Regions from separate parts of the Homo sapiens genome. Here region 1 is linked to region 2. The links are chromatin contacts, found by Hi-C or POLR2A ChIA-PET in ENCODE. All regions are on one chromosome and are shown on one strand. The core of a region is the stretch at or near the end of the contact, and the rest is flanking DNA. Distances in the headings are between cores, read along the strand shown. Region 1 overlaps DNM3 (dynamin 3). Region 2 overlaps SELL (selectin L).

Region 1 (5,556 bases), core at 31-2,530, 2.6 Mb after region 2:
AGTATGGCTACTATTAAAAAAATAAAAAAATAGCAGATGGTGGCGAGGTTGCAGAGAAAAGGGAATGTTCATACACTGATGGTGGGAATGTAAATTAGTTCAACCATTGTGGAAAGCAGTGTGGCGTTTCCTCAAAGAATAAAAACAGAATTACAATTTGACCCAGCAATTCCATTATTGGTTACAGGCCCAAAGGAATATAAATTGTTCTACCATAAGGACACATGCATGCATATGTTCCTTGCAGCACTATTCATGATAGCAAAGATATGGAATTAACCTAAATGCTCATCAGTGGTAGACTAGATAAAGAAAATGTAGTATATATACACCATAAAATACTCTGCGGCCATTAAAAAGAACAAGATTATGTCCTTTGCAGCAACATGGATGAAGCTAGAGACCATTATCGTTAGCAAATGAACACAGGAACAGAAAACCAAATATTACATGTTTTCATTTATAAGTGAGAGTCAAATAATGAGAACAAGTGACCCAAGGAGAGAAACAACAGACACTGGGGCCTATTTGAGGGTGGAGAGTGGGAGGAGAGAAAGGATCAGAAAAATACCTATTGTTGGTACACCAAACCCCCATGACATGAGCTTACCTATGTAACAAACTTGCATGTGTACCCCTGAACCTAAAATAAAAGTTAAAGGGAAAAAAAAGTAAACATGTTGTAGAAGTCACAATCTATGACAGTCTTGTTCTTTGCCTTCTCCATTGCTTCTTAGTAATCTGTAAAGCTATTGTTTCTGATATGAGTCAGTTTCTTTGTCCTTCCCTTTTACATTTCCTCTTTTTTTCTTACCTTTTTTGAGGGATCCTAAGAGAGCGTTTTAGAATGGGGAATTCTTAAAGAAACCTGCAAAATATATTTTCTCCATTATGTTAAACTCCATAGCAATAAACTTGGTTTAATGCGGTCAGTTTTATCACAGATCAGGCCTCCCTAAGGCGAAGGAGCTAAGCCAGTAATTTGGGAAGGCTTTGAAGCCACATGTGCATGTATACATTAACCTCTAAGACTAACCATAATTTCAATTAACATAAAATAATCTAAAGACATGCTGATTAGACACCGTGTGGCTTTAACAAAGCATTCTGGGCAGGGGGTTGGGGAATAGAGAAGCTTTAACTATTCCTAGCACCAGCAAGCAGGGCTTTCTTTAATCATTTATAACATATTTTCTCAACCTTTTTTTCTTGCGATGTTCTTAGAGACTAAAAACAACAAAATTCCAAAAGCTTTTACTAATTAAAAAGAGAGGAACTGAAACTGTTATAGATTATGTCAGTGAAATCCACTTTAAAAAAAAAAAGTAAAATTCCAGCTGTCCTTTAAAGTATATGATTTACACCATATTCCAGTAAATTGATGCAGGCCGATAACTTTTCATTCATTTCTCTTGTGTGTCTTGTGGGGCATACTTAGAGCAGTCAGTTCTCCTAGGGACAAAGCAGGAAGACTAACTCGAGCCCATGTTGCTTTTTATGATATGTGGTTTTGAGTTTCAGAGGAGTCGAGTGCAGTGTGAATCATAGAAGCAGCCAGCTGAAAAATCCTCAACCCTATAACAAAAAGCAGATTTTTTCCCATATTTCTTCCAAGTTTTTATTTCACATGCAAGTCTGAGATACAAAATATTCTGTAAAATTTTAAGGAAGCCACAGTAGTTCTTACTGTTTGGGGATTTCCCGGAGAGAATAATCGTGTTCAGAATGGTCCTTTTTTTTGCCAAAAGGTTTATTATGTGAACTGAACGGCTCAACCAAACAGATAACACCATCTCCATTTTATTTTTACATGTTATTTACTGGGGTTTCCCTGAAGAAAGCTTAAGAATTCTTTCCCCATGAGTCACTGACCAAGTAATTGTTTTTTTAAAATATAAACTTTCCTTCAGCTGGTCAATTTGGAACGCAGTCTTCTCATCTTCTGTTCACTTCAGGGCTGCTTTGCCTTCATCTGTAAATGATCACGTCTACAGCCAAATTGAGCAGCTCGAATGTAGCCAATTTCTTTCCATTGAGCACTCAAGTTTGAAAAATCAACAGCCCGGCCAGGCAAGATTCAGAGGACTTCATCCTCTGAAAGTGACTTACATAATTATATTTTCATTGCGTTGGCAAAAAATGCCTCTCATTGGTTTAATTTCTGCTGGAATTAATGGGATGAGGAATTGCAACCATATTTTGCCAAGAATTGTGAGTGGTTGCTCTGCCCAGGTTATGTTACCCTTTTACTGTTGTGAGTGGGTTAGAAGGTATTGTCTTCTATTCTCGTCTTCTTATTGAACTAGAGGCTGTAATTATTTCCCTTGGTAGTGGCTGAACTTTCTCTTTAAATATTGACACCTTCACAAATGTGTTAAAACAAGCGTTAAAGTTGGCTTTTTCCCCACGAAAATGGCCCTATAATTGCAATCTTCTATTCTGAAGGAGAAATGTTGTTTTACAGAATATTTCTGAACCCCTTCCCACCCACTTTCCCAGTGGCTATAAGAAGCCTGCTGTTGCCAACTGAGTGGTCTAGAGTCCCTGCTAATTACCTCCTTCCACAGCTTTTGATTTGGAGCCGAACTGATGGCGCCAGCGGCTGAACCACAGTCAGATCTACAGGCCTCTGATTTGCCAAATGGAATCTATGCAGTTTGTTTCCTTTCTCACAGTGTTTTATGATGAGACTCAGCTCAAACTCGAAATAGACGAGGAATCACTTCAAAATATTAATGGTTGATTTGAATTTTGAAGAAAAATAGCCATCAGAATTCTATATTCCATTACCAACATACATGTATATGTGTACATGTGCTCACAAAAAAAATCACAAAATGTGTTTTTCTAAAGAAGCATTCTATTAATTGTATTCCATTAAGCATACTAGTACCAAAAGCTTTCAGAATACTTCATATTTTATAGCCTTATAAAAGTTTTATTCTATCTGTTGATCATTAATATGTAGGGTCTCATGTCCACATCAGATGTGCCTAGAGTTTTTCTCTAAACTGGCATTCTTTTAAAATATAGCTTGGAAAAGAAAACATAATTATAATCATAGAGGGAATAAGAATTGTCTTTCTCGAAAGTTCAGAGGCATTAGCCTGAAACCCTAACAGTTAGTTGAGAGTTTCTGTTTCTCATTTCATAGAAAGGAATTAAACAAAAAGCTTTAGTTTCATCACAGTTAAAAATATTTAGTTCTCAAAACATATTTTCTCAGCTGTGTCTTGCTTTCTTATTTGAGGTTTCTTCAGAAAGGGAAACTGATTATATTAGAGACAATAATGTTGGAAGACAAAACAGTTCTCAGCCAAGTGAGAATGAAGGGCTTCCTAAGTGAACTACTCCCTTCTCTCCTTATTAATTTGGCTCCAAAGTCAAGCACATCAAAATGGAAAGTAGTTCTCATTCTTTTTATTGATGTGAAGTCAAAAATTCTGCATAATTTTAAAGAGCAGATAATCTAAATCACACATACATATACATACATACACATATGCACACACACTGTTATCCATTAGAACAAGTCTTCTTTATCAAATACCTGACTTTTAAGTGTATTTGTGCCACTTGATTTACTTATTCATTATATAGACATTTAGTTAGCACCTTCCATGTGTCCAGCATCATGCTTGATTCTGGGCATGAAATAGTCCCTGTTCCCAGGGTTCCCAGTTTAGGGGGAGACTGATAAGAAAATAATTTCATATCACCTTGTAACATAACTGCTATCATCGTTATGTTAGGAGGTGGAGATGAGAGGTACCTAAATTACATTTTCCTAACAAGCAAAGATGTAGATTAGCAGCCGGGCGGATCACGAGGTCAGGAAATCGAGACCGTCCTGGCTAACGCAGTGAAACCCAGTCTCTACTAAAAATACAAAAAAATTAGCCGGGCGTGCTTGTGGGCGTGGTTGTAGTCCCAGTTACTCAGGAGGCTGAGGCAGGAGAATGGCGTGAACCTGGGAGGCGGAGCTTGCAGTGAGCCGAGATCGTGCCACTGCATTCCAGCCTGGGCGACAGAGCGAGACTCCGTCTCAAAAAAAAAAAAAAAAAAAAGAAAGAAAGAAAAAGATGTAGATTAGCAAATGCTTTGAAGAGAAAGTGACTTTTGAATGGTCACTTCAAAAGTAAGAATCAGGAAGAAAGCTATGGAAAAGAGAATGCATCCCAGACAGAGTAACAGTATAAGTAAAAATTCAGAGAAATGAGAGTTTATTGGCGTAACTGAAGGTCCATAGCTATGGCTGCATGAAGTGCATGTGAAGGTGTACAGTGAAGACTGAGGGGCCAGGGAGGTAGACAGAGAGCAAATCGTGCTGGGCCTTGTATGCCAAGGGCTGGAAGACTTTATCTGAAGAGCACTGTGGAATCAGTGAAGACATTTAAACATGGGATCATCTTTATATTTTAGTAAGAGTGTTATACTAGGAGTGAGTAAGTATATTAGGATGTAGGACTGACGACTAAGATACTGTTGCAATAGGTAATAAATGTTGAAATTGGGATAGACAGACTTCTGTTTTAAACAGAAGGACAAATCAGACACCCTCATGGACATATACACATATTTATAGTTTAAATGATGAAGAAAATAGATCAAATTTGTATTAAATGCACTACCAAAATGAATTAAAAGGAAAGAATCCATAGAAGCCAGAAAATGACACGAAAGCAGGAAACTAAAGCACTGGTTTCCATCCTGAGGATTTCACCCAAATTTTTGAGATCTTGTGCCTCCATCATGGTGGCCAAATAATGCCTGGCAAACAGGTGTAAAGCTTAGTACATTCCAAGTTCCAAAGACTCCTAACAGGAGCCTGTCACACAGGCTGGGACTGGAAAAAACTGTATCCTGGTCTAAGAATATACTAAAAATAAAACCAATGTCCAGAAGAATGCAGCCAGGAAATTATATTGTATTGACCTTGGCACTAAATAAAAGGGGAGTGATGGGTGGTGATCTGCCTTTAAACTGCATAGCCACAAGTTTGCCCCCATTTGAATGTAAGGTCTGAATTCACACTACATGTGTGTTTGAGCATCTCAAACCTCAAGTACAGAATTTAATTTTCCTGGGTTAGTACCACCCTCAGAGGAACTAGCAGAAGCCCCCCCCGCCAAAAAAAATTATTTCCTCTCTGTAAAAATGCAAATTCGACCCAGGCCTTAACTCCCCAAGATAGAGTTCTAAGGAAAATGAATAGCTTACAAAGAACAAAGGAAGGAAGGACATAGGAAATAAACCACTACTGAGAATAGGAGAAACAACAGGCTGTGAAATCAGACCTTCAGAGATGAGATATTTACAATTTTGGAGTTACTAGGTACAGAAATAAAAAGTTGTTTAATATGTTTAGAAATAAAGAGGCTTTAAGTATGAGAAGAAAAGATCAAGCAGATTGGGGGAATGACTTCTAGAAATAAAATATAATCACTGCAATGAAAAATTCAATTAAAAGTGTCAAGGAATCAGATTAGATATAGCTGAACAGAGAATTAGTAAACTGGAAAATCTGTAGTGATATGAATACACTGACCAGAATAA
Region 2 (5,271 bases), core at 1,296-3,795:
AAGGGGACCCGAGTGGGTTGCCCAAATTGGCTTCTTTTTCTTACTTTTTAATTAATTTTAATTTGCTATACTGAACACATTTTGTACTGTTCTCACATTCTTTTTGAAAAAAGCAGAATATAAATAAGTAGATAACTTAAAAAAAACTCTTTGAGCAGAAAGAATCATTTGGGAGGCAATATATTTCAGTGGCTGTAAAGTGGCATTCTAGAATCATCCTACCCAGGTGAAAGCCCTATTTTGCCACCTGTAGTGTAGTGTGTATTTGAACAGCTACTTTCTTTTCTAAACTACAATTTCTTCATCTGTTAAAGAGGCATAATAATTGTATCATCCTCATTGGGTTGATAAAATAAAATATTTCCAAGTATTTAGTTCAGGTCCTAGCACGTAGACAGTGTTGCATTACTGTTTTAATCCTTTAAAGTATTAAAGACTACTATTTGAAATCTTTTCTTCTAAAATTCAGCCTGCTGATGACCAAGTGCACTTGAGCAGGGGGAATCAAATCTGAATTAATTTCAGATTCTGGTTAGCTTCACATAAATATTTTTTTTAGGGATGATGAACCTAACAGCAATAGATGAGTAAGAATCTGTTCCTACTGAGAGAGTTTCATTTTGAAGAAAAAGGAACTAAGGGGGCATGTGTTCAGTTTCATGCCCTGGTCTAACCCTGTGTGTTGGTTCTGGTGGGAAATTCTTCCAACCGAGGAAAAAACCAGTTCACAAATCTGAAGACCAGTGATTTTAGAAGATGTATCTGGACTGGAGTCTAATCTCTGACTCTGGGTCCTGCTGATATGGTATTTTTGAGATTTGGCCTAAAACATCATTGCCCTGGTTTCCTTATTTACCAAACAGGGCCAATGGTAGTGACTAATCAGAAAATGATAATGCCTGGTGCACAAAATGTGTCTAGATGAGCCCATGCACAAGGACACATGTTTCTGGAACTGTTCCTTATTCCTTTCCTAAAAGAAAGGAGGGAAAGTCTCCATACTAAGACTACTAGGGCAGGGGACAAAGTGCTAGAGTCAGAAGATTCATCTGAGGACAGAAGAATAGGGGTGAAGGCTCTAGTCACTTCATTGGCTACCATGCTCTAAATAGTTACCTGTGCCCTTTTTCTAACTATTAGAACCCAAAAAGCCTATAAATTCTCTCTCTCTCTCTCTCTCTCTCTGTGTATATATATACATATACACACACACATAGACACACACACACACCTAAACACACACATAGAGATTTATGACTTTTTACTTTTATCCTTGTAAATGCCATTAACTATATTTTGTCTTAGATTTAGCCTGGGAATGTAGCCATTATTTCTACCATTGCCTCCATAGGAAAAATACTCTTCATGTTTTAAAGGACCAACCTACAACTAAAATCTTTGGAAAGCAGAATCATTTGTAAGTTGGTGAAAATGGAAGATGTTGTTTTATAAATGAAGACTTTTTTTTTTTTTTTTTTTGAGACAGGGCCTCACTCTGTTGTGGAGTGCAGTGGTGCTGTCATGGCTTACTGCAGCCTTGACCTCCTGGGTTCAAGTGATCCTCCCACCTCAGTCTCCTGGGTAGCTGGGACTACATGTGCATGCTACCATGCCTGACTAATTTTTTGTATTTTTGTAGAGATGTGGTTTCGCCATGTTGCCCAGGCTGGTCTTGAACTCGTGGGCTCAAGTAATCCTCCTGCCTCAGCCTCCAAAAGTGCTGGGATTAGAGGTGACAGCCAAGGTGCCTGGCCCACAGATGAAGACTATTTAATGTTATCTTAAAGATACCCTAAGCTTCCTACCAAGCCAGTGATCTTTTGGGGCTTCTGTTTTCTTTGTTGGCATAACTGTAACTAGCCTAACTGCCCGTTATCTGTTTCCTGTTTGCCCCACACTGATTCCCACAGCAGTTTTCAAGTTATCGGTTTGAGATCTTGTACAGAAATGACTCCAAGGTAAAAAATTTAAAAACAACCCCTCTAATTTTTTTACCCTTGCTTATAAAACAGCCTTAGCCAGCTAACCCCTCACTACATGCAAATGAGTTTGATTCTATTCTTTTGATTCTACAAACACTTATTAAAAGATTTTAGAATTCGGAAATAAATAGCTTCCTTATTAAGGTGACTTACAGCCCCAAAGTCCTTAAAATTATTTAGACAATAGCCACCTTATCCCAGGGGGCAGTGTGTAATAACCCACCCTGTTCTCTATCCGTCAGTTCTGCCATCATCGCCCAAGGTAGGAAGAAAGACAGGACAACCGGGGTCAAGATTTGAAGTCTCAATGGAAAGAATAATCAGTGGTTGGAGAAAACTGTCATTCTTCTTTTGCCTTAATGCAGTACTTGATACTTATACTTAGTACTGTATAGTACTTAGTACTGTATAATACTATAAGATAGTGAGATTCAATCAGCACAGAATTTCTAATAGCAAGGGCAGAGACATTTTAACTGCTCAGTGCTCTCAGGTTATACATAGCTAATGAAGTTCTTGCATATCAACAATCCCCACCCCCCTCACACACTTTGTCTTTCTGGATTGGTTAGAAAACTTACCTAGCGCCCACTATTCTCAAATTTAAATGAAAGATAAGATCAGAGTGGCACGCAATTAGGGACTGATAAATAATATTTTTGTAATTGCCAGTGTAAATGGACAGGGGGCAACCTTTACATACCATATTCAGTGAACAGAATACGTACTAACTAATTTGATGGAAGGAAAATTAAAATGACAATCAACTGAGCCCACAGAAAGGCAACACAGAGCAGTTGGTTAGCAATTGTTTCGAGATCATCCCTGAACTTGAAACAGGTATATCTTTTTTTTTTTTTTTTTTGAGACAGAGTCTCACTCTGTCACCAGGCTGGAGTGCAATGGTGCGGTCTCAGCTCACTGCAACCTCCGCCTCCCGGGTTCAAGTGATTCTTCTGTCTCAGCCTCCCGAGTAGCTGGGATTACAGGTGCCCGCCACCACGCCTGGCTAATTTTTGTATTTTTAGTAGAGACAGGGTTTCACCATGTTGGCCAGGCTGGTCTTGAACTGCTGAGCTCATGATCCGCCCGCCTCGGCCTCCCAAAGTGCTGGGATTACAGGCATGAGCCACCACACCTGGCCAAAACAGGTATATCTTAAAAGCTGCCCAATGTCCATGAATGTTACAGCCTTGAATGGTTCTTCCAGGTGAGTTTGGCCAAATGTGGCACCATACACCCAAGGCCTGCTGCAGGCTAGTGGGTTGCTCACACTTTAAAGCTGAGACACACTCATGCCTTAAGGTAAAGGGAGTGATAATCTGGGCAGCAGATGTTAACTTCTCAAGGCAGTCCTCCTTCTCTTTTCCTCTCCAGTGACGGATGGTTGGAAAGCATATATGGTGCATTTGGTTAGAGCTGTGGCCTTGGTGAATAGATACTTGGGAGAATACATGGGAATTTCTCCCAGGGTTAATGCAATGCCCATGTGTTGGGAACCAGGTGACTCTTGAAGAGGTCAGGTATTTGGGAGCAGTGCCTTGAAACCTTAGTGGACATTAGACCCACTTCCTAGTGGAATTGTAGCATTGAAATCCAAGGCATGTAGGCTCTTAGAGGACAGAGATAGTGTGTCATTTTTTCAGAATTAATTAAGAGCAGGCCAGGCGTGGTGGCTCACACCTGTAATCCAAGCCCTTTGGGAGGCCAAGGCAGGCAGATCACGAGGTCAGGAGATCGAGACCACTCTGGCTAACACAGTGAAACCCCGTGTCTACTAAAAATACAAAAAATTAGCTGGGCATGGTGGCACGCTCCTGTAGTCCCAGCTACTTGGGAGGCTGAGGTGGGAGAATAGCTTGAACCCAGAAGGCGGAGGTTGCAGTGAGCTGAAATTGCACCACTGCACTCTAGCCTGGTGACAGAGTGAGGCTCTGTCTCAAAAAAAAAAAAGTATTAAAGAATTACATAAGAGCAAAGAACCATTAGAATATCTCACTTAGTTGTTATCAGCCTAGCAAGCTGCCTTGAAGGTAATAGACATTTTTAAAAGTTTATCAGATGAAAAGCGAAAATCAGCCAACCTGTTTTAATGAAGGTGTGTCCTGGGCTGATTTACATGTCTCCAGGGACTGATGGCTCTAGAATGTAAAGCTTGGCATCCTGCTTGTGTTGAATCTATCACATTTAATTTCCTGTGGGTTTCTTTTTTTTTTCTTTTTCACTTTAAAGTTGTGTTCTTTTCATGTGAAGTTAAACTCACATACCTTTTTTTAATCTCCTTGCCAGCCAAATGATAAATGCCAACCCAGAGAATGCAGTAACCATGACTGCCACTGGAATGAAGAGGGGGTTATAATCACCCTCCTTAATCATTGAGAAACTTTTGTCCAATTCTGAAAGAGAAATCAGTAAGGCACATAGCATGAGACCACCAGCATTATTTCCTTAGTCTATCTCATGATATTTGACTTTTTTCCTCCTTACATCTCCCAGTAGTAGCCCATTTGATGCCATTTGACAGATGAGGAAACTGGCATGGGAAGGCCCCTGATGAGTCTACAGCATAGGCAAAGACTGGACCAGCCTTGCTAGTCTAATGCCTACAGAATCTCAATGCCCAGATTTGTGGTTCATAGAGTTCCTGAAAATGCACCTAAAAATGTTGGCAAGAATGGTCATCGTTGTATTTAGCTCCATGGACTTGTTCAATGACTGGAACTCTGAAACACAGAGAAGAGCTAAAAGCCTAATACAACTTCAGGAAAAATAAAAGCCAATGATCTGAACTGGATAATTCACCAGTCAAAGGAAATCATTAATGCTTTTACTTTAAAGCAGTTGTGCAAAAATAAGCACTTGATTTTTACATGCCAAGGACCTGCACTAATTTCTTTCCAATGCAGTAGTTACCACTTCCCTCTACTTCCTTCACGAATAAGTAAAAGGGCATGTTTAGAGATACTCTTGTAAGTGTAAACTAAGTTCATTTGGGAGCCTCTATTTGAAAATACTGGTATAAAAAAAAATCTGTCTCCTGATACTAACATTTGAAGGAATCTACTTTTTTACATATTGGCAGAGGGTCTGATTCTATCCTTAGTTCTTCCCATTACTTTGATGAACCTTTTCAAGGTGATTTGATCCCCACACCCAAATATATGATTGAGAGAAGGCTCAAGTTCCCAGGAGCTCCAGACAGAAGGTACCTGTTGGCTTGATGAAGATGAGGAGGAAATGAACACTAGCTAGGCCTTAAAGGGAAATGTCTCTGATAGGCCTAATACAC

The links. Hi-C counts contacts between places; a loop is a spot of excess contacts on that map. ChIA-PET counts read pairs that join two places held with the same protein, here RNA polymerase II (POLR2A). Pooled maps may share reads with other maps.
Region 1: a pooled map shows a loop between it and region 2 (13-fold over the local background). The contact joins two enhancer-like sites. A Hi-C loop is called at or near these places in 2 of 37 single-sample maps with no recorded cell type and 4 of 50 pooled maps. POLR2A ChIA-PET finds 5 or more read pairs at or near these places in 1 of 52 experiments (activated naive CD8-positive, alpha-beta T cell).

The regions. Positions count from the first base shown.
Region 1 is chr1:172,342,076-172,347,631 of GRCh38, forward strand. All of the region lies in intron 17 of DNM3 (dynamin 3), which reads left to right. Among named protein-coding and RNA genes, the nearest start is that of C1orf105, 76 kb to the right of the region's middle. RefSeq lists an enhancer at 589-698. Within about 2 kb of position 1,281, at least 13 of the 41 ENCODE cell types and tissues checked have a DNase peak (open chromatin) inside an H3K27ac peak, as active enhancers do.
Region 2 is chr1:169,697,311-169,702,581 of GRCh38, forward strand. It overlaps SELL (selectin L), which reads right to left. Exons shown (of 9, transcript NM_000655.5): 7 at 4,250-4,378. Among named protein-coding and RNA genes, the nearest start is that of SELL, 12 kb to the right of the region's middle. Within about 2 kb of position 2,546, at least 4 of the 41 ENCODE cell types and tissues checked have a DNase peak (open chromatin) inside an H3K27ac peak, as active enhancers do.